2 separate regions of the Mus musculus genome follow, and region 1 is linked to region 2. Evidence: chromatin loops called from intact Hi-C (ENCODE). Cell type or tissue: left cerebral cortex. All regions are shown on one strand. Links, peaks and the distances in the headings refer to the core of each region. The heading gives the core; the rest is flanking DNA. Region 1 overlaps Herc1 (HECT and RLD domain containing E3 ubiquitin protein ligase family member 1). Region 2 has its middle 14 kb from the start of Dapk2.

The links. Hi-C counts contacts between places; a loop is a spot of excess contacts. Peaks named below come from ENCODE experiments on the same cell type or tissue, not always from the same donor. Only the 100,000 strongest peaks of a DNase experiment are listed, where the experiment ranks them.
Region 1: it touches region 2 in a loop (4-fold over the local background); 7 of 42 quality-filtered maps call a loop at or near these places.

What each region holds. Positions count from the first base shown.
Region 1 is chr9:66,447,809-66,458,357 of GRCm38, forward strand. It overlaps Herc1 (HECT and RLD domain containing E3 ubiquitin protein ligase family member 1), which reads left to right. Exons shown (of 78, transcript NM_145617.3): 37 at 204-724; 38 at 2,895-3,670; 39 at 5,529-5,727; 40 at 8,128-8,288; 41 at 9,629-9,745; 42 at 10,386-10,549. Among named protein-coding and RNA genes, the nearest start is that of Fbxl22, 62 kb to the right of the region's middle. In left cerebral cortex, for the core only: no CTCF peak of the experiment used is centred there; a DNase peak (open chromatin) is centred at 5,916.
Region 2 is chr9:66,139,090-66,149,638 of GRCm38, forward strand. No RefSeq gene overlaps it. Among named protein-coding and RNA genes, the nearest start is that of Dapk2, 14 kb to the right of the region's middle. In left cerebral cortex, for the core only: a CTCF peak has its summit at 5,360 (motif pointing right); a DNase peak (open chromatin) is centred at 5,369.

The DNA of each region.
Region 1 (10,549 bases), core at 1,183-9,182, 310 kb after region 2:
GTTGAGATGGCAGGACATTTTAAAGGGCCATAGTGCTAATCACTTTAGTGGATCTCTGACATTTCCTGCCTATGGAGGTGTCACTTGATATAATATAGTAGTACTAGTTCAGCGTGGTTCCATTTGCTAGAACATATATTGACAAATTGTTAAGGAGGCCTTCTAATATCACACATATTCCCACCTTCTTTTCTTTTATATAGGTGAAAATTTGTGATATGCAGATGCGTGGCACGCCACGGGATTTACTTCCAGGAGACCCTATTTGTAGTCCAGTAGCAGCAGTGCTAGCTGAAGCCACTATTCAGCTTATCCGTATCCTTCACCGGACAGACCGTTGGACTTACTGTATTAATAAAAAGATGATGGAAAGACTCCATAAAATTAAGATATGTATTAAAGAGTCAGGTCAGAAGCTAAAGAAAAGCCGCTCGGTTCAAAGCCGAGAGGAAAATGAAATGAGAGAGGAGAAAGAGAACAAAGAAGAAGAGAAAGGTAAACATAACAGGCATGGTCTTGCTGACCTCTCAGAACCGCAGCTGAGGACTCTTTGCATAGAGGTGTGGCCCGTGCTAGCAGTAATAGGAGGAGTTGATGCTGGTCTTAGAGTTGGAGGTCGGTGTGTTCACAAGCAAACTGGGCGCCATGCCACGCTGCTGGGAGTGGTCAAAGAAGGCAGCACATCTGCCAAGGTCCAGTGGGATGAAGCAGAGATTACCATCAGGTATGATGTATTGTGTTATGCTTTTAACAGAGAAGTATTTGATGGTGAAATGGGCAATTGCCCATGGACAGTGAGTAATAATGTACTGTAGGTTAACTTTTTAAGATGATTTTTATGTGGCTAGATATTACTATTTTGGTTTACTAAAATTCGAGTGATTTGTAAACTTAAGTTTTTAATTTGTTTGGTAATGAACTGATAAGTTCACTAGGCTTAATTGTTATTTTTTTATTTGAGTTCCTGCTTCTTGGTGCAGGGCAGTATGTGTGCCAGAGATCACCCTTGGACTTCTGCATGCTCGATAAAAGATCTATCACTAAACTATGCCCCACCTGTTTCTTGCCTTTTAATCATATCCTATCCATTTTACAGTTAAACATTTAAAAGCCAGCTGGCTAATCTATTGATGAGATTTAAAGTTCAGAAAGCCCTGTGGTAGGCACATCTAAGTGACTAATGAATATTCAAGATCTGCCCTTTTTTTTAATTACAATTTTATTTTTTATGTGTACGGATGTTTTGTCTGCATCTATATCTGTGCACCCACTGTGTGCCTTATGCCTGCAGAGGCCAGAAGAGGACATTCCATACCCTGGAACTGGAGCTATAGACTGTTGGGAGCCAACACATGTGACAGGGCTGAGAACTGAGCCTTGGTCCTCTGAAAGAACAGCTAGTGCTCTTAACCACTGAGTCACACTTTAGTCCCATGAGGGGCTCCCTACACCCTTTTTGAGACCAAATGTTGTAGCTTAAACTGGAACCTGGAACACACTATGCAGCCCAAGTAGACCTCAAATTCATGCTCACCTTGTATTAGCCTTCCAAGTGCTGGGAGTACAGTTGTATGCCATCACCCCTAGCCTTACCTTTTAAAACACAGATATTCTAGTCTATCAATGCACATCATTTTGAATAGTTATGAGAATTACATTTGTTTAACATAAGCAAGATGCTTGAAAGCATTTAAATGTGTGTGTGTGTATATATATATATATTTTTAAATATAAACTTCATAAATTTCATGTATTTAAAATAATGTTAAATATTTCCATTCATAAAGGATCTCACCTATCTGGGTACATAATTTTATCATTTGGAAATAGGGGTTTATTGATAATAATTATTATGTAACTATTGATTACCCAATATAATTCTTATATATTAATATGATATTATCTAAAAAAGAGTGATCTGTAGTAGTTAGTGAAAGTTGTACTAATTTAGAACTAAATAATTATGATGACTTTATTAGTTGGAACAATGCATGTAAAGTTTATAATTTTAGGTGTCAGTGGGCTTCACTTCTCTTCATAATAAGCTCAGAAACCCAGTTTACAAAATCACATAAAAGTATCCACGTTTACTTTTATTCTTTCTTTGTTTCAGAGAATAGTCAGTATCTGCTAATATGTATGCAGTATAGTAAAGTATGTAAATTAGTACATGAAAAAGAAAGATGTGGCAAAGGGAAAATAAGACTAGAGCCAAGAAGTGGGTGATAACAAAACTTCAGATACTTGTGGGGCTTTTTATTATATTTTTGTAATTAATGTGACTCTTATACTTCAGGAATTTTATACATATATCAGGGATATGTAATATTGTTGCTTATAAAGTTATGAGTATCAGTTGAAGACTGCAAAGTAAAATTTCTAATGAGACAGTTTCCTATGAAGGAGGTTATAAAGATCTACTACATATTCAACAAACTAGATTATTACCTAAATTTCCCAAGTAGCTTACATGAAACAACATCTGCCTTACCTCCTATTTTGTAAGTAAAGTACATATTCTCTTGCTTAGTGTATCTGTGGTTGCTTTGGTACTATCCTGGCAGGGTTGAGTGATAGCAACAGAACCCACATGCCTCCAAAGCTCTAAGATATTCAGATTTATTATGGGATGTTTGTTCACCCTGCTTTGCAGTGCATAGTAGTAAATATTCTCATTTGAAAGCTCAGGTGCATTTCATTATTGTTGTATTTAGCATCACATGTCTAGTTCCTCATAATACCATTTTTTTCATTCTGTAATGATGTCAGTTTGTATAAATTATTCTCAACATTGTGTTCATGATGTGTTTTGTTTTGTCTACATTATTTTCTGTACCTTCCTCCCGTCTTTCCCTCACTTGCTTTTTCCTGTGTCATTCTGATCTTTATTAAAGCTTCCCAACTTTTTGGTCGCCTAGTGATACTCCATTATATAACCTGGAACCCTGTGAACCACTGCTGTTTGATGTGGCGCGATTCCGAGGCCTGACAGCTTCTGTGCTGCTGGACCTAACATATCTGACAGGCATTCATGAAGATGTGGGGAAACAGAGCATCAAGCGACATGAAAAGAAACACCGTCATGAGTCTGAGGAAAAGGGGGACATTGAGCAGAAACCTGAGAGTGAATCCATTTTAGATGTGCGAACAGGGTTAATGTCTGATGATGTCAAAAGTCAGGGTACCACAAGCTCCAAATCAGAAAATGAAATAGCTTCATTTTCTTTAGAACCAACACTGCCAGGTGTGGAATCCCAACATCAAATAACAGAAGGAAAGAGAAAAAATCATGAACACATATCCAAAACCCATGACATAGCTCAGTCAGAAATCAGAGCAGTCCAGCTTTCCTATCTCTACCTCGGTGCTATGAAGTCACTTAGTGCTCTTCTTGGCTGTAGTAAATATGCTGAGCTCTTGCTGATCCCAAAAGTTCTCGCTGAAAATGGCCACAACTCAGACTGTGCAAGTTCTCCAGTTGTTCACGAGGATGTGGAGATGCGTGCTGCTCTACAGTTCCTGATGCGGCACATGGTGAAGCGAGCAGTCATGCGGTCACCCATAAAGCGAGCATTGGGGTTAGCTGATCTGGAACGGGCTCAAGCTATGATTTACAAACTGGTGGTCCATGGGCTTTTGGAAGACCAGTTTGGGGGCAAAATTAAGCAAGGTATGTTATCTGATGAAATTATACTCATAACTGTCAAAAGTAATATAATTCTATAGTGATTTGTTAAAAATATGGTTCTTTTTGGTCAAAGAAATTTGCACATTGTTTTTCCTTTGTAAGAGGAATGGTTATTTTTTGTTACTTGTACCTGGGTAATCATTGTCTGTAATTTTCTATTTAAATCTACATAAACATTAGAATTTGTTAACTTTTGGAAACTGAAATTAAAATAGGTCTGGTAGTGCACACTTTTAATTCCAGCACTAAAGAGGCAGAGGCAGGGAGATCTCTGTGGGCTTAAGGTCAGCTTGATCTACATAGTGAGTTCCGGGACTGCTAAAGTTAAATAGTGAGAACTTAGAAAAAAGAAAAGAAATAAACAAAAACAGTTGACATTTAATTCATTCTTCAAAAGGTATCCAACTGTTTATAGATTGATTCAAAATATATTTTTAAAACTTCTGAGATGTTTGTAGTATTTCATAGACAATGTGTGCTATTTCATAGACAGTGTATATATAAAAAGACCCTGGCTTTGCTCAGCTTTATCCTCACTTTGAGTAATGGCACAAGTGTTTGAATAAAAGTGAGGTTCTATTTGTTAAATGTCTAATGCTACCCCTCTAGAACCTAGAAATGTGTCCCTTTCCTTCAAGAAGCTTATCCTATACTGGGGAAGATGGCATAGGCCTGGAACCCCAGCATTTGGAAAGGAGAGACAAGAGAATCAGAAGTTCCAGGATATTCTTGGCTATAAATCAAATCATTTTTGAGACCTGGCTTAGGTACATGAGCCCTTACCTAAAGGGACACATAGAACGAGAAAGGGGAAAAAAATGAAGGGAAAGAGAAAAGGAAAAGAAGGCTAGATCTTCTGTTTCTCCTTAGCCTTCATTCTTGTTCTATCTTAGTTTAGATAGTATATAGGAGAGAGGGTACAATGGTACATGTGAGTAGGCATGTTATAAGTTGGTTATTATGGTATGTGGCCAGTTAGTAAACCTATAATAGAATTATCTATGTTTTTATAAATATGTTTATTTTATGTGTATGGATGTTTTTGCCTTGCATATGTGTCTGCGTATCACTTATGTGCTTGGTCCCTGCAGAGGCCAGAAGGCAACATTAGATCCCCTGGAACTAGAGTTACAGGTGCTTGTGAGCTGCCATGTGAGTGCTGAGAATTTAAGTGTCTGGAAGACAGCTCTCTTAACTACTGAGCCGTCTTCTTAGCTCTAGAGTTAGGTTTTTTTGTAGTACCTGCTATTTGTTGTTCCCTGAAGAAGGAAAATTATAAATGTCCTCTACACTTTTGGCAGACACACCATTAAGTCATAGTCAGCAAGAAATTTCTGTCAAGGTTTTTATTGTTCTTGTATTTGTATGCTTTTACCAACACTGGAGGTAAGCCTCAAAATCAAAATGCTCAGCAAATAGTTTTAATGTTTGGATTAGAGGAAGATGTCACCACATCGCACTTTTAATGTTTTTGTAAGAGAATTCTCTAAAATCAGAACCTATAGAATCTAGAATAAGTACAATAATGAAAGGAGAGAGAGCGAGAAGGAGAAGGTTTTTTAATTCCTTCAGAAAATGTGTTTAGAACCTTTTTGTTTGTTTGTTTGTTCGTTTGTTTGTTTGTTTTGAGGAAGGTTTTACTATGCAGTCTTGGCTGGCCTTGCTACATAGCCCAGGGTATCTTTGTGTTTAAGAGAATCTTCTTGCTTCAGCCCGCTGGGACTACAGGTGTACATAACCAAACCTACCTCTAGAAACTTAAAATTAAACTTTTCCATTTTTGACTGTTGCTTTTTTAAAAAGGCCAATCCTTACTATTTTCTTAACCTTTGTTATACAGAGATTGATCAACAAGCTGAAGAAAGTGACCAAGCACAGCAGGCACAGACACCAGTGACCACCAGCCCGTCAGCATCCAGCACAACTTCCTTTATGAGCAGCTCCCTCGAGGACACCACAACTGCCACCACTCCTGTCACGGACACAGAAACGGTGCCTGCATCTGAGTCCCCTGGAGTGATGCCACTTAGTCTTCTCAGGTAGACCAGTTAGCCTTTGATGTCTATCACACTGATGCCTGTGTTTCTCACAGCACATTGTTTCTCTTACACACAGGGTGCCAAGTTAAATCCAGGTACTCTAGAGCTAGAAAGAACCTGGGATCATACAGTAAAAACCTGTCTTAGTGAGAGTATAAGTATGCACCAGCATACTTGGCTTCTAAGCATTGGTGATGGGGCAGGTGTATGTGTGCACCACCACCAGACTTGGCTTCTGAGTAGGAGGGAGTGTGAGTGTGCACTATCATATGTGGCTTGGCTTAGATTTTCAAGACTTGTTCTTTTCAGAAAGCAAATTCAAAATTGAGTTTTAAGTACTGAAGTCTAAAGAAAAAAATCATCTGCCTGAAATAATTTTTATTGAGGTTCTTTCCTTTTGAACGTAATTTTTTTTAAGACTTATGAACCATGAGAACACACATGTTGCAGTATACTTGTGGCGGTCAGAGGACAGCTTGGGGAGTTGGTTCTCTCTACCTTGCATAGGTTATAGGGATTGAACTCAGCTCATCATGCCTTTGTGGTAAGCTCATTCATGTGTGAGCCATCTCAATTGCTCTATATTTTCATTTTTACTCTATGATCACACAGGTCTACTTTTCAAATGAAAAGAATGTGTTTCAAGGTGCTATTAAGAACATTCTTGTGGTTTTTAATGCTTCCTGCAGTTTCCAAATTTAAAAATGTTCACAGAGAATCAGTGACCTCTTGTCTCCTTGAGTGTCTGACTAGAGTGGGCATAGGATTAATGGATAGAATCATGCCCTTTTGTTGCCATAGGTGCACACTAAATGCTGCTTCTGTTTCTCTCTTTAGTAGTAGAAACTGAACTCAAACTTACACTCCTAGAATCTTTCTTCCTTTCTTCTTAATCTTTGTTTCTCTACTACTGGCTTGTAATTGATTGGTGGTAAGCCTATTGCTCCCTCTACGTGCCATGGCTTATTGGGTAAACAGTGCTCTTCTGAAGCTGGAATCCTCTTTGATTGCTGAGAATAAAGCTTGGTGGGAGTAGAGCACTTTAGCATATGCAAGTGGCTCTATGTTCAATCCCCAGCCTTACAGAAAAGAAAAAGCCCTAGTGTGAGGGGACAGATCTAGACTTGCTTCTTCATCAGTGTCCTCCTCCTTAGTGTGAGAGGGAGTGCTTCTCCTCTCTGTGCCTCTCATTCACGTACTCTTCATACCACATAGCAAGTACATGTTAACTCCCTCTGGTATATCATTCATTCATACATACATACATACATACATACATACATACATACATACATACATACTATTTTTGAATTGTGCTGAGTAACTGTACACTTATTCTTTCTTTAATTCTCCTATAAGTTAATACTTGACATCAATATTAGTTTTATAGCTAGTGAATTTAATATTTAAAGTTTTTTACCTGTTTTTGTTTTTGACACAGGGTCTCATGTATCTTAGGCTACCTTTGAACTCCCTAAAAGGCTAGGCATGACCTTGAACTCCTCTCTCTATCTCTAATTGCTGGGGTTGTAGTCTATGCTACCACACTAAGTTGTCTACAAACTGAAGATTGAACCCAGGGTTTTGTGCATGTTAGGCAAATACTCCTACCATCTGAGGCACATCGCTACTCCAAGTTTCTTGTCCTTAAAATTCTTCTTTAGTTTCTTGACTACTATTTTTATACCAAAATACCCCTGTCACAATATTATAGTAGAAGAAAAACTCCACAAAAGGCAAGGGTTTTTAATTTATGTTTGTTATTTCTGTATTAATCCCCAATATGTTCCTGCTATTTTGTTTGTTTGTTTGTTTGTTTTTGTTTTTGATTTTTCAAGACAGGGTTTCTCTGTATAGCTCTGGCTGTCCTGGAGCTCACTCTGTAGACCAGGCTGTCCTTGAACTCAGAAATCTTCCTGCCTCTGCCTCCCAAGTGCTGGGATTAAAGGTGTGCGCCACCACTGCCCGGTGGAAAATTATACTTTTATAGTTGAGAATAACCTACAAAATAATTACTTTTAATGCTGAGGAATCTCATCACTTTGTATTAAATTATAGCTAACATGTGCTGACTTTCAGGTTGTAATTTGTTGTGTAAGAAGATGTAAAATATAGGCTGGAGAGATGGCTCAGCAGATAAGAGCACTGACTGCTCTTCCAGAACTCCTGAGTTCAATTCCTAGCAACCATATGGTGGCTCACAACCATCTGTAATGGGATCCAATGCCCTCTTCTGTTGTTTCTGAAGAGCGTGACAGTGTACTCTCATGCATTAAATGAATACATGCATGCATGCATGCATACATACATACATACATACATACATACATACATACATATTTTAATGTCTGTTCTTTCCCATTTGGGATTTTTTTCCTAATTATTGTTATTTTCTTAAAGGCAAATGTTTTCTAGTTATCCAACTACCACTGTACTTCCTACACGCCGTGCACAGACTCCTCCAATATCATCATTACCAGCCTCTCCTTCTGATGAAGTAGGAAGAAGGCAGAGTTTAACTTCTCCAGATTCCCAGTCTACAAGGCCAGCTAATCGCACAGGTGAACTTGCTGTCATGAAGTATAGTACCCAAACCTCTTTGTGTTCTAGATATATGGGCTTTGTTATATAATCATTGTGTCTTTTCTTAATTGAAGATTAAAAAGGAACTTAATGAAAGTGAACTATATTTTTAAACTGAGTGCTTTCTATGTTTTGAATTGTAGATTGAATTACAGCCATTTGGAGAGAAGTAACAGCGCGTATCAATCACATATGTCCTCCCATTCTTAATAAGTCAGTGTTCTGTGCTAAAAATGTCTCCTTCTAAGTGTAGCTTTAATCATAACCCATACAATTGTAATGTATCAAGGAAAGAAATATCAGTGGAAGCCCAAATTGAGGGGCTTCATACAAAATAACTGGCTATGATTTGTCATGTATCACAGTGACGAGCAACTCAGAAATGTGAGGCAGAAGGATCACAAGTTCAAGATCATAGTGAACAACTTAATGAGGCTTTGTCTCAAAATAAAAAGTAAAAATAGAGTGAGAGAGTACTTACCTTGTATATTTAAGCCCCTGAGTTCAATCCCCAGTCCTAGCAGAAGCAAACCAAAGGGGCTTAAGGAGACCAAAGAAACTTTATAACCAGGTAAAATGCACAGATGATCCTAGATTTTTTGCTATAAAGAACATTACCAGTATATGTGGTGAAACTAGACTGGGAGCTGTGTTAAATGATCATATTGTTAATCTTCAAATTTTGGCTGTATTTGTACAAATTGCCTATTAACATTCAGAGAAGTTAAAGCACCTGGGTTGCTGTTAATTCTGCAGTAGTTCAGAAGAAAAAGATTTCTTAGCCCGGCGTTGGTGGTGCATGCCTTTAATCCCAGCACTCAGGAGGCAGAGGCAGGCAGATTTCTGAGTTCGAGGCCAGCCTGGTCTACAAAGTGAGTTCCAGGACAGCCAGGGCTACACAGAAGAAGCCCTGTCTCAAAAAAAAAAAAAAAAAAAAAGATTTTTTTTTTATGCTCTTCTTGAAAATTTTTTATATTTAATTTTATTATGAACATATTTACTTATCTGTACAACAGCTCTATATTGCTATGAGAAGTTTGGCTTCATTTATGGTTTTAAACAAACCAACAAGCAGTCAGTTTTATAAAAACCCTCTCTTTTGGCCTTGCCTCAAATTTATCATCCTTCTGCCTCAGCTTCCCTGAGTGCTACGGTTCCTGACAAGCAACTCCATACCCAGTTTTGTTAATCACATTTTAATAGTAAATTTGTATTGAGTTTGAATAATCTAGGAAATTGAAGTGTCACAGTTGCTATGTGTATACTTTGCTTGTGGTGTCCAGTATTTAAGCCCACTTTGTTCTTTCTTCTGCTTCAGCCTTGTCAGACCCAAGCAGCAGACTTTCAACGTCCCCTCCTCCCCCAGCAATTGCAGTCCCTTTACTGGAAATGGGCTTCTCTCTTCGACAGATTGCTAAAGCCATGGAAGCTACAGGTAAGATATTTTTATACTGCAGTATTTATCGATACAAGAAGTCTTAAGTGTTATTGAAGGAAGAACTTTTTAAAGAGGTCATCAATCATGTTAAGATTTTCTAAAAGATATTTTTATTTGAGTGTGTGAGTGTGTCTGTGTGAGAGTGTGTGTGTGTGAGTGTGTATGTGTGTGAGTGTGTATGTGTGTGAGTGTGTGTGAGAGTGTGTATGTGTGTGTGAGTGTGTATGTGTGTGAGTGTGAGTGTGAGAGTGTGTGTATGTGTGTGTGAGTGTGTGTGTGTGTGAGTGTGTGTGTATGTGTGTGTGTGAGTGTGTGTGTATCTGTGTGTGAGTGTGTGTACATGTGAATGCAGATGCCTGTGGAGGCTAGAAGACGGAATTGGGTTCCCTGGACCTGGCGTTAGAGTTGGTTGTGAGGTACTTGACAAGGGTATTAGGAATGGCAGGGTATTCGGAATGGAACTTGTATCGCTGGAATAGCAGCAAGTGCTCTTAACTGCTGAGTCATTTCTGAGCCTCGCTTCTTAAGATTTTAAACAGCAGATCTATTATAAATCATCAGAACAAACTCTCATAAATAAATGACATAAGATATTGATTATCCAAATCAGTGTCAGACAACATTTCTGCTTGTATAGGTGCTCGAGGAGAGGCTGATGCCCAGAGCATCACTGTTCTTGCTATGTGGATGATAGAGCACCCTGGGCATGAGGATGAGGAGGAGCCCCAGCCCAGCAGCACAGCAGACTCCAGACATGGAGCGACAGTTCTGGGAAGTGGTGGGAAGTCAAATGATCCCTGT
Region 2 (10,549 bases), core at 1,655-9,654:
CCCTTTGGGAGAATGCTGGACCCATGCATTTAGAGTTGAGGGTCAGATGACTTATCTAGTTTTAACTAGTTTATTTTATGTGTATGATTGTTTTGCCTGCATGTATATATGTGTACCACATGCTTGCCTGAGGAGTTCAGAAGAAGGGATCAAATCCCCTGGAACTAGAATTACAGTTGTTAGTTGCCATGTAGGTGCTGGGATCGAACCTAGGTCGTTTGGAAGAGCAGTGTAGGTGGGTGCTCTTAGCCACTCAACAACCATCCATCTCTCCAGCTTCATAGTCACAGTTTTAAAGGAGTCTCCTCAAGAAGAGCGGAGGATCTAGCACAGTGAGAGTGTTGTGCTCTGCAAGGCCAAGTACCCGGGTTCAAACTTCCCCCCAAAAGAAGTACTGTGAGGTACTTGTTTGTTTTGTTTTTACTGAATTAATCTAGATGTTCTGAGCTTTCTTTTTTTCTTAGCTCAGCCTGATAGGGAGAAGAGTATACCTTTGGAGTGTGAAAGGGTATGGTAGGCGGCTTGCAGCAGAGCCTAATGTCCTCATCACCTGGCCTTTGTGCACTTGTACAGTCTCTTCCAGTTACAGCTGGTGGGCAGACCCAAAGAAATGGCAGAGGGACATAGTGTGACTTCTGAGTGCAGATTAGAATAGGTATTGCTGCTTCTGTCTTGGTCTTTTGGATTGCTCTCTCTGCCAGAATCTGGCCACTACAGCCAGAGAAAACTCAAGCATACCTGTGGAGACTTTCACAGGTAGAGGAGGCTACCCCACTGTCTACTACAATCACCATACACTAATTTTCGACCTTCGTGAACCACCGTGGAAGCCATCTTCCACCCACGGCCACTGTGTTAGGTAGATAAGAGTCTCATAGAAGACCTGGAAGGGAAGGGCCGTGCTAGAGACCAAATGTTTACTGTTTATTTCACTAAGGGCAAGGATTAGTTTGTTATGAAACACTAAGTCACAGAGTGCTGGGTGCCAACCCCATTTTGGCAGAAGGCTGGGGTGTGACACTTAGCATTCTGTTGAGGGGATTTTTAAGAAGTTAACTCAGAGTTTGGAGGTATGCTGTCTGTGGGTGAGAGAGACTCAGGACCATGTTTATGGCAGCCCAAGGAACAAAAATGGAACAGGGCAAGAGGCTAGGTACCTTGGAAATTTGGAAGCACTTTAAAAATGCATATATATTTTAAAAATTTTAAGTACATGTATGTCTGTACACCACATGTATGCCTGGTACCTGTGGAGGCCATAAAGGCCATAAAGATTCTCTGAAATTGGAGTTACACACGGTTGTGAGCTGCCACGTGGGTGCTGGGAATCAAACCCTGGGTCCTGCAAGAGCAACTGCAAGAGCAACTGCAAGAGCAACAAGTGCCCTTAGCCACTGACTTGTCTCTCTGGCCTCGAGTCTAACCACTTTGAGGGCAAAGCAGTGCCTGAGTGTCTTGCTGGGGTGTCATAATTGACACTGGCCAACAGGCTTTCTGCAGGGCAAGGAAGCCTCATCAGAGAGAGTCTGGACATGTGCCGCCGGGTGCCCAGGGACGTCTGCCCTGCTCTGTGCTCTCCAACCTCGTGCACACGTGTGTGCAAGCATGTGCCATTTGACCAGTGCTTACTTCTAGAACAGCCGTTCTCAATCTGTGGCTCATGACCTCCTTGAAGGTCAAATGACCTGTGAAAATGGGCGTCTTATATCAGATATTTACATTATGACTCATAACAAAATTATATTTATGCAGTAGGAACAAAATAATTTTGTAGGAGGGGGTAGGCACAGCATGAGGAACTGTATTAAAGGATTGCAGTATTAGGAAAGTTGAGAAAGTTCTAGAAGATAGGACAACCATTCTCGGAGAGGGTCTTTGACACTTGTGATGTTGGGGCCCAGGAAACAATACCCAATATGTGTTTTGACTGAGTACTGTAAACTAGGGAAACCAAGGTCAGACATGAATATACCCAGTGCTCAGGGCTGGAGAGATGGCTCAGTGGTTATGAGCACTGACTGCTCTTCTGAAGGTCCTGAGTTCAAATCCCAGCAACCACATGGTGGCTCACAACCATCCGTAATGAGATCTGACGCCCTCTTCTGGTGCATCTGAAGACAGCTACAGTGTACTTAGATATAACAATAAATATCTTTAAAAAAAAAAAGAAGAAGCTGGAGAGCCAGTCAGTGGTGGCGCACGCCTTTAATCTCAGCACTTGGGAGGCAGAGTCAAGCAGATTTCTGAGTTTGAGGCCAGCCTGTTCTACAGAGTGAGTTCCAGGACAGCCAGGGCTATACAGAGAAACCCTGTCTTGAAAAAAAAACAAAAACAACTAAAAAAAAAAAAAAAAACATTAAACCCAGTGCTCTGGAGACTAAGGCAGGGGAACTACCTTGAGTTCAAGACCAACCTGGGCTAAGAAGTTCTTAGCCCCAAAAGTAATTAAGACAACGACTTAAAGCAAAGTTTCTTTGCCCTCCAGTATCCTGTGCCTCTGTCCCTCTCTCCCCTGAAGTCACAGAATCCAGAATTTTCCAGGGCAGGGCCTGGAATAGCCCCTCTTTCTGCTTAGGAGCTGACCATAAAGAAACTCTGCTCAATCCTCGCTTCAGAGGGTCCTATCCAATTCCCTGAAAGGAAGACCACCGCAGAGAATCCAAGAAGTCTGGACAGACAGACTTATTGGCCCTGCTATTTCTCTGCACTAGCTTCACCTCATACTCTCCCATGCATCTCAAATTTCTTTGGACCAGAATGAGATAAACATTTTAGGGCTGGGCGTGGTGGCGCATGCCTTTAATCCCAGCACTCGGGAGGCAGAGGCAGGAGGATTTCTGAGTTCGAGGCCAGCCTGGTCTACAGAGTGAGTCCCAGGACAGCCAGGGCTACACAGAGAAACCCTGTCTCAAAAAACCAAAAAAGAAAAAAGAAAAAAAAAAAAAAAGAAACATTTTAGGGCAGCTGAGGGTCTAGGTCTGTGGTAGAGCACTTGTCTCCTAACCACCACAGGGCTTGGGTTCAGTCCCCGCGCTGTGGGAAAAGTGCCAGTGGTAGAGGTACTTGAAAAACTGACCCAGGAGAATTCAGACCAAAAAGCAAACTGGGAAGGAGAGAGTTTGGCTGGCTCAGGCTTCCACATCACCGTTCATCATCAAAGAAGTCAGGGCAGGAACCTGGAGTGCCTGGTGCAGAGGCTGTGGAGGGGGAGGGCTGCTTACTGGCTTGCTCAACCTGCTTTTTTATAGAACCCAGGACTACCAACCCAAGGTTCATAGCACCTAAAATGGGAGGCCCTCCCTCATCAACCAAGAAAGTGCCCTGCAGGCCAGGGCACAGCCTGATCTGATGGAGGCATTTTCTTGTGGTTCTTGTGGTTCCCTACTTTCAATTTGACTCTTTAGCTAGTGTCAAATTGACATGAAATTATCCATTACAAACCCCATTCCAACAAATGAGAGAGAGAGAGATGAGAAGACTTTTCAAACTTTTAAGTAAGAGCAACCAGGACATCAGGTAAACAGAGGGTGCTGGAGTCCCAGTAACGTTTATGGATTGAGGCTGGAGATGTGGCTCCATTGGCAGATGCTTGCCTGGTACACACGAAGCCCTGGGTTCTGTCCCCAGCACTGCACACACAACCTACAGGTTGGCCTCAAACTCGGGGGATTCCTTCTACCTCAGCCTCCTGAATACTTACAAGTATGAGCCTCCACTTGATACTTCAGCACTGTTATTAACTCGAAGCTATTAACTTGGAGTCACAGGAGTGGTGGGGCCCACCTGTAATCCTGGCATTCCGGAAATAGAAGGAGGGGAATCAGAAGCTAGAAGTCAGTTTAAGTTACGTAGTAAGTTTGAGATCTTGTTTCAAAAAACAGACAAGAGTATTCGTGAACATAATCGAACTCTATTATTATTACAATTATTATTTTAGCAAGGGCCACATTATGTAGCCTTGGCTGGACTTGAACTTAGAGCAACTTGCTGGTCTTTGACTTCTAAATGCAGAGATTACAGGCACATGCCATCTCACTTGGTGTAAAATTTAATTTCATGTGATTTTCATGAGTCCTGAACACTCCCTTCCACTAGTTTCAATCATTTAAAAACAATGAATCCCTTCTTACCTTGAAGATTTTATAAAAGCAAGAACTGAACTGTATTTGACCCCTTTGGAAGGTCTCAAACCAATCTGAGAATCAGTCAAAATGTAGACCTTCCCCCTATGGAAAAAAAAGGGGGGGATTTACAGACATGACCCCGACTCCAGGACACCTGAAGCCAGTGGACCCCAAGTCAAGAGCTTTGGGCTATAAATAGCAGTGCTGAAGCTGGAAGTGGCGGCTCATACCTGTAAACACTCAAGAGGCCGAGGCAGGAGGAATCCCCGGAGTTTGAGACCAACCTCGGTTACACTGTAAACTCCAGGCCAGCCTGGACCACAGAGAGAGCCACTGGCTCACAAAGCCAAGACAACAGCAGTGAAACTAAACAAATAATGGAGAGTTTTTGGGCTTGCTGGTCCCCTGATAGCTCTCCAGATGTTAGAAGCCTTCTCAACATACGTGAAGCAAGTATTGTTACCCAGAAGTGGATATTTCCAGCAGGAGACAGTGTGCATGTCAGTGGGAGAGGGCTGCAGGTTAGGAGGCAGAAGGATTGCTACAAAAGTCACAGGGCTTCAACAGTCCAGCAGATTCCCCTCCTGTGTTAACAAGGTGGCAGAAAACAAGCCAAAAAACAAGCCAGGGTGCTGTAGGGCTTCAGTTCCATCCCTGGTGTTTCCAGGCTGGCCCCCTGTGATCTTCCTTAGGACAGTCGTGCTGAGACTAGGGACATTGCTGTGTGAGGCTCTCTCCAAGTGCTGTCGGTGCCACATAGACCCTTGACCCTCACGGAGCAGGTGACCAGGATCACAGACCTAGGTTTAACTGCACCTGGGCTCTGAGCTCGTTGTATGACCATGAGTAAGTTACCTGACCTCTGTGTAGTTTTTCATCCCCTTTTCTACACATGTCGATAATATTACCTATGTTATAAGGATGGTGTGAGGATTAAAAGAAAGAAAGCGGGGCACTATGCTGGGAACCTAGTGTTCGCCTTGTGACACCGACTTTAATCCTGGCACTTGGGAGACAGTGGCTGGTGAATCTCTGAGTTCGAGGCCAGCCTGGTCTTGAGAGCAAGTTCCAGGACAGCCAGGGCTACACATAGAAACCCTGTCTCGAAAAGCCAAACCAAACCAAACCAAACCAAACTAAACCAAACCAAACCAAAAATTAAGAGAGGCTTGGCGCTAAGGCACAAGGAAGCAATTGAGTTCTCTTGGCTAGGCGCTCGTACTACATGTGAACACTAGATGGCAGCAAAGCATGATTCTTGGGGGCGAGGTCTCAAAGATCTCTACACAAGTCTACATCAGATTAGATCAGAAAGTCCAAGCTATGGGCTCTGCATTTTGCTCTTTTGCTTGGATTTGGATAATTGTAACTTGAGACTTTCTTAGGCTTAGATTTTTTTGTCAAAGGTTATGATTCTTTTAAGTTTTTTATTTTATGCATATGGGTGTTTTGCCTTTGTCTGTACACTGCATGCATTCACTCTATGGGTGCTGGGAGGACCCAAGTCCTTCAGAGGAGCAGCCATTGCTCTTAACTGTTGGGCCATCTCTCCAGCGAGATTTCCTGAGGCACTGATTCATGTTCTATCACTCTGAAGAAGCTGTACACCTAAGGTACCAAGAATGTGGCCTGTGTGTCCCTGCCATGCACTAACATTGGAGTTATTACTTTAAAAAAAATTCCCAAGGGGAATGTCATGGTTTGAATATGCCTGGCCCAGGGAGTGGTGCTAATTGGAGGTGTGACTTTGTTGGAATAGGTGTGTCACTGTGGGTGTGGGCTTTAAGTCCCTCATCCTAGCTGCCTGGAAGTTAGTCTTCTACTAGCAGCTTTCAGATGAAGATTAGAACTCTCAGCTCCTCCTGCACCATGCCTGCCTAGATGCTGCCATGCTCCCACCTTGATGACAATGGACTGAACCTCGAGCCTGTAAGCCAGCCCAATTAAATGTGCATTATAAGACTTGCCTTGGTCATGGTGTCTGTTCACAGCAGTAAAACCCTAAGACAGTGAAGGACAAAAAATATCTTTTTCTATTTAAATTTGTTTACTAAAATTAAATATTTATTTAAAAATCACACTGGGGGAATATATATATTTCAAAGGATATATGATATTATTTGTCTACTTTTCTATTGATATTTTCAGTCTTTAAGCCTAACGATAGGGACTGGAGAGATGACTCAGTGGATAAAATGTTGTCTACGCCAGCAGAAGGACTTTAGTTCAGGTCCCAGCACCTCCGTAAAAGCTGACTTGGTGACCAGCACCCATAATCTCAGTTCTGGGTGGCAGAGGCAGGAGGATCCCTTGGCTTACTGGCCAGCCAGCTCAGCCAGGATGGTGCACCTAAGGTCCCCTGTAGAAGAGGGAACAGAAAGATGTAAGAGCCAGAAGAACAGAAAATTTGCTGTGAGATTGTGTGTCCTAGAAATGTCAGAGTGGCTCATCAATGTGGATGCCTCAGCAAGTCCTGAATAAGGTCGACACCCATGGGAGGGGGAAAGGTCTTGCAGCTTCAACCCTAGACAAAGAATGAAGGGCAAGTGGGGTGTGCTGAGATGGGAGAAATGGTGTCCCCAGGGAGGAGCCACACACACCCTAGTTGGAGTAGTTAGCCTTGAGATCAACACACAGGTAACATTCTAGGACCGAGCAGGTTACACTTGTGTGTGTGTGTGTGTGTGTGTGTGTGTGTGTGTGTGTGTGTGTGTGGGCGCACGCGCACGTATAAGAGACAGAGACAGAGAACAGTTAAGAAGGAGTCTGAATTTGAGAGACCAAGGGGAAGGCATTGGGGGTTGGAGGAAAGGGGGACATTTATATAATTACCACTTTAAAAATAAAAACATAAAAAATTAAAAAATGGTCAAAAGCAATAGAGGAAAATGCCTGATATCAGTCTATGGCCTTTATGGCAAGCACACACATGTGTACATCCTTCTACCCTAATACACAGGCACACACACACACACCACCTAACTGTAAAGCCAAGTGTATGCTTGTTTGTAACCCTGGCACTTGTCATGAGGGTTGTATGAGTTAAAGGCCACTGGACTACATAGAAACACTAGTCTCAGAAAAAAAAAAAAGGCTAAAATATCAGAACCTGGGGAGAAATGGGTCACAGGGCAAAGTACTTGCTCTGTAAACATGAAGACCAGAGTTCAGATCCCCAGAAGCAATGTAGATAGGAGCAGAAGCAGGCTACATGTGGCAGCAGCCTGCCTGTAATCCCAGCATTTGGAAGACAGGGGAGAACCAAAACAAGCTGGCTGGCTGCCTTGAGAGAAGATGTAAACCTGCTTTCCACCCAGAAGGCTGAGAATGGATAACAGCCTGGTCACCTGTGCTCCCTGTGGGGCCAGGCCGCACCTGAATCCCACAGACTAGTATGTTTGTTTATCCCAGACTTTCTCATTAGACCTTTATCTTGAGTATCCTTATGGAAGAGCTCACTTGTACTTTGCAATAGCCTAGGTAACGGCTGTGCTCTCTGTGGGGCCAGGCCACTCTGAACTCCAGAGACTTCCATGTTTATCTCAGTCATTCTCCCTAGACCCTTGCTTCTGGGTCAACCGAACCCATCTTTATGGAAGAGGCCATATGTACTTTGTAAAGAGCTTCAATGTCAATGTGTCTTAGTCTTTGCCCGCTCACTCTAGAGAGGTTTTTTTTTTTTTTTTTTAAACTTCCTTAACTGTCACAGTATGCATGGCCCTTTAGCATAGGTCATGCAGGGCCGCCCTGCTCTGTGCTTTCTTTTATTCTTTTAACAATGTATCTTTTGTATACTACCCCCCCTCAGTTTACAAAGAGCTTGCTCATTTTATAGCCCCATAGTGTTTCATTGTATGTATCACACTGATGGATATTTAGGTTATTTCCAGTATGTGACTGCTATAAACTATACCACAAGAGGCAACGCTAGACACACCTCATATTTGTCACCTACAAATGATCTCTAAGGTAAATTCCTGGAAATGGGATTGTTGAGTAAAGAGTATTCGGTTATTACTTAGGTAGAAAATGGCAGATTGTCCTACACACACACACACACACACACACACACACTCACAAACTGTACAAAAACTGTACCAATTCATGCTGTTGCCATCAATTTCTGAATGTGCTCACATAGATGTCACTATAAGGCTTCGATTTTGTCCAAGTGATAGGTGAAGAGCCCTACATTGGTAAAGCTCTGGCATTCCTTCTTATGGATGAAGTTGAACATCTTTTGCATAGGATTGGAGGCATTTGTGTTTCCTTCCCTGTGAAGTATCTGTCTTGTGGGGGTTGTTGTTATTGTATTTTTAAAAGTTTTCACATTAATTAATTTTTGTGTATGCCTGTGGAAGTCAGGACAACTTGCAGCTGTCGGTCCTCTCCTTCCCACTGTGGGTCTCAGGGATAAACCCAGGGCTTCAGGCTCTGTGGCAAGTGTCCCTCCTGCAGCTTGCCAGCCCTCGACTTAATTTTTGAAGATTGTGTTGTTTGTTAGGGGTTGTTGGTGCTGCTGTGTCCTGATTGGGCTTGGTAAGCTGATGCGGGTCACGGCAGTGGAGTGTCCTCACTAATGGAGCCCGAGCTTTCACATCGCCGTTCTCTGGCGATGCGAGGTGAGGTTTCTCGGGTGAGTCAGTACGCCTGTGTGCAGGGATCCAGGCTGCCTTGCTGGGAGACCTTACAAGATTGCAATTTTCTAAGAGCTCCGTTTCCCCAGGAGGAACTCTGGGGACTGACTCCACACAATCTAACTCTACCACCCAGTTTTTAAAAGTTTATTTATTTTTATTCTCTGTGTGTGAATGTTTGTCGCCATGTACATATGTGCACCATGTGTGTGTCTGGTACCTGAGAAATCCGGAAGAGGATTTGATCTCCTGGAACTCGAGTTGCCAACAGTTGCCATGTGGATATTGGAACTGAACCCAGGGTCCCAGGCTGCAAGAGCAAGTGATTTTAATCACTGGGCCAGCTCTCCCGTTCCATACTACCCATTTTATAGGTAAATAAACTAAGACAAGAGACGGTGGATAGGCTGTCTCAGACTGGTGTTAAGATACATGGAAAGAAGGTTTTCAGTTGCATATTTGAGAATCGGTGGCATGAGTTAGTTAGGTAGGCAAGACATATCTCTCTATTTATATATTGAAATCAAAGGTAGACTAGGGGCAGGGAGATTGCTCAGTAAAGTGGGTAAATGTGAGTACCTGAGTTTGAATCCCCCAAATCTGCATAAAAGTTAAGTGTTGTAGTGTACACATAATTCCAACGTTCTATAGGGACACTGGGAAACATAGACAGGAGAATCTCGTGGAAGTTCACTGGTCAGCTAGCCTGGCCAATGCATCAAGGAAAATTCAACAACAAAAGAGACCCTGCCCCATGGAAAGCAGGCACTGATACCCAAGACTGTCCTGTAACCTTCACACACACACACACAGACACACACACACACACACACAGATACACACATGTGTGTGCGCACACACACACACATTCACGCGTACACACCAGACATGATCTCTCGTGGGCACTAAGCACATGATTTCTTTGTTCTTTCTGGAATGAAGAGGTCTCCATGAGTATAAGCTTAGTCTTTTTAGCGCAGTCTCTATGAATGTTGGTTTGATTGGTTAACCTTGTTTTCTTTAGTTTTAGAAGTATTGTGGAAACATGGGGAAAAAAAGGAAATCTTCCACAGTGGGAAATGAAGCTTTGGATCCATGCCTGTATTATTCGCTGTTGTGGTTAGAATGTTTGTATCCTTTCCCAAGCTGAAACCCTAACCTCAAGGTGACTCTGAGCAGGGGGTTGTAGGAGATGATTAGCCATGAGGGCAGAGTATAAAAGATGGCTACTCTTGTTAAAAAGGCCAGGAAGAGAGGGGTTCACAAGGCACCACCCCTAGTTGAGGGCCTTTGGCAGTGGATAGCTGCTGGGGAAGGGAGAGGCCACTGGTAGGCTCCAATGATCCAGTGGATAGCCCACACTCATGTACGTGCAAGCAGCACTAAGTAGACTCAGTTATAACCAAAGAGGAGGAGGAGGAGGAGGAAAGGGAATTCAGAGAGGGGCATCCAGGGGAAAGGGAGAAGAGAGTAGAGGATGGGTATAATCACCATACATTGTATGCATCTATGAAACTGTAAAAGTTTGCCACAACAGTACAGTAGTGATCACTGACGGTCCTTCTGGACGACCTGGGTTTGATTCCCAGCACCCACATGGTAGCTCACAAATTTCTATAACTCCAGTTCCCGGTGATTTGGCATCCCCTTCTGTCCTCTGGAGGCATTTCCGAAAGCAACCATCTTCAACAAATTTTTAATTTTAGTTTTCCTTGTAAGTTTCTAAATTTTATTTCCTTAACTCTTGACTTTGAAAAATTTTAAGCTTACAGGGATGTTCCAAGATTA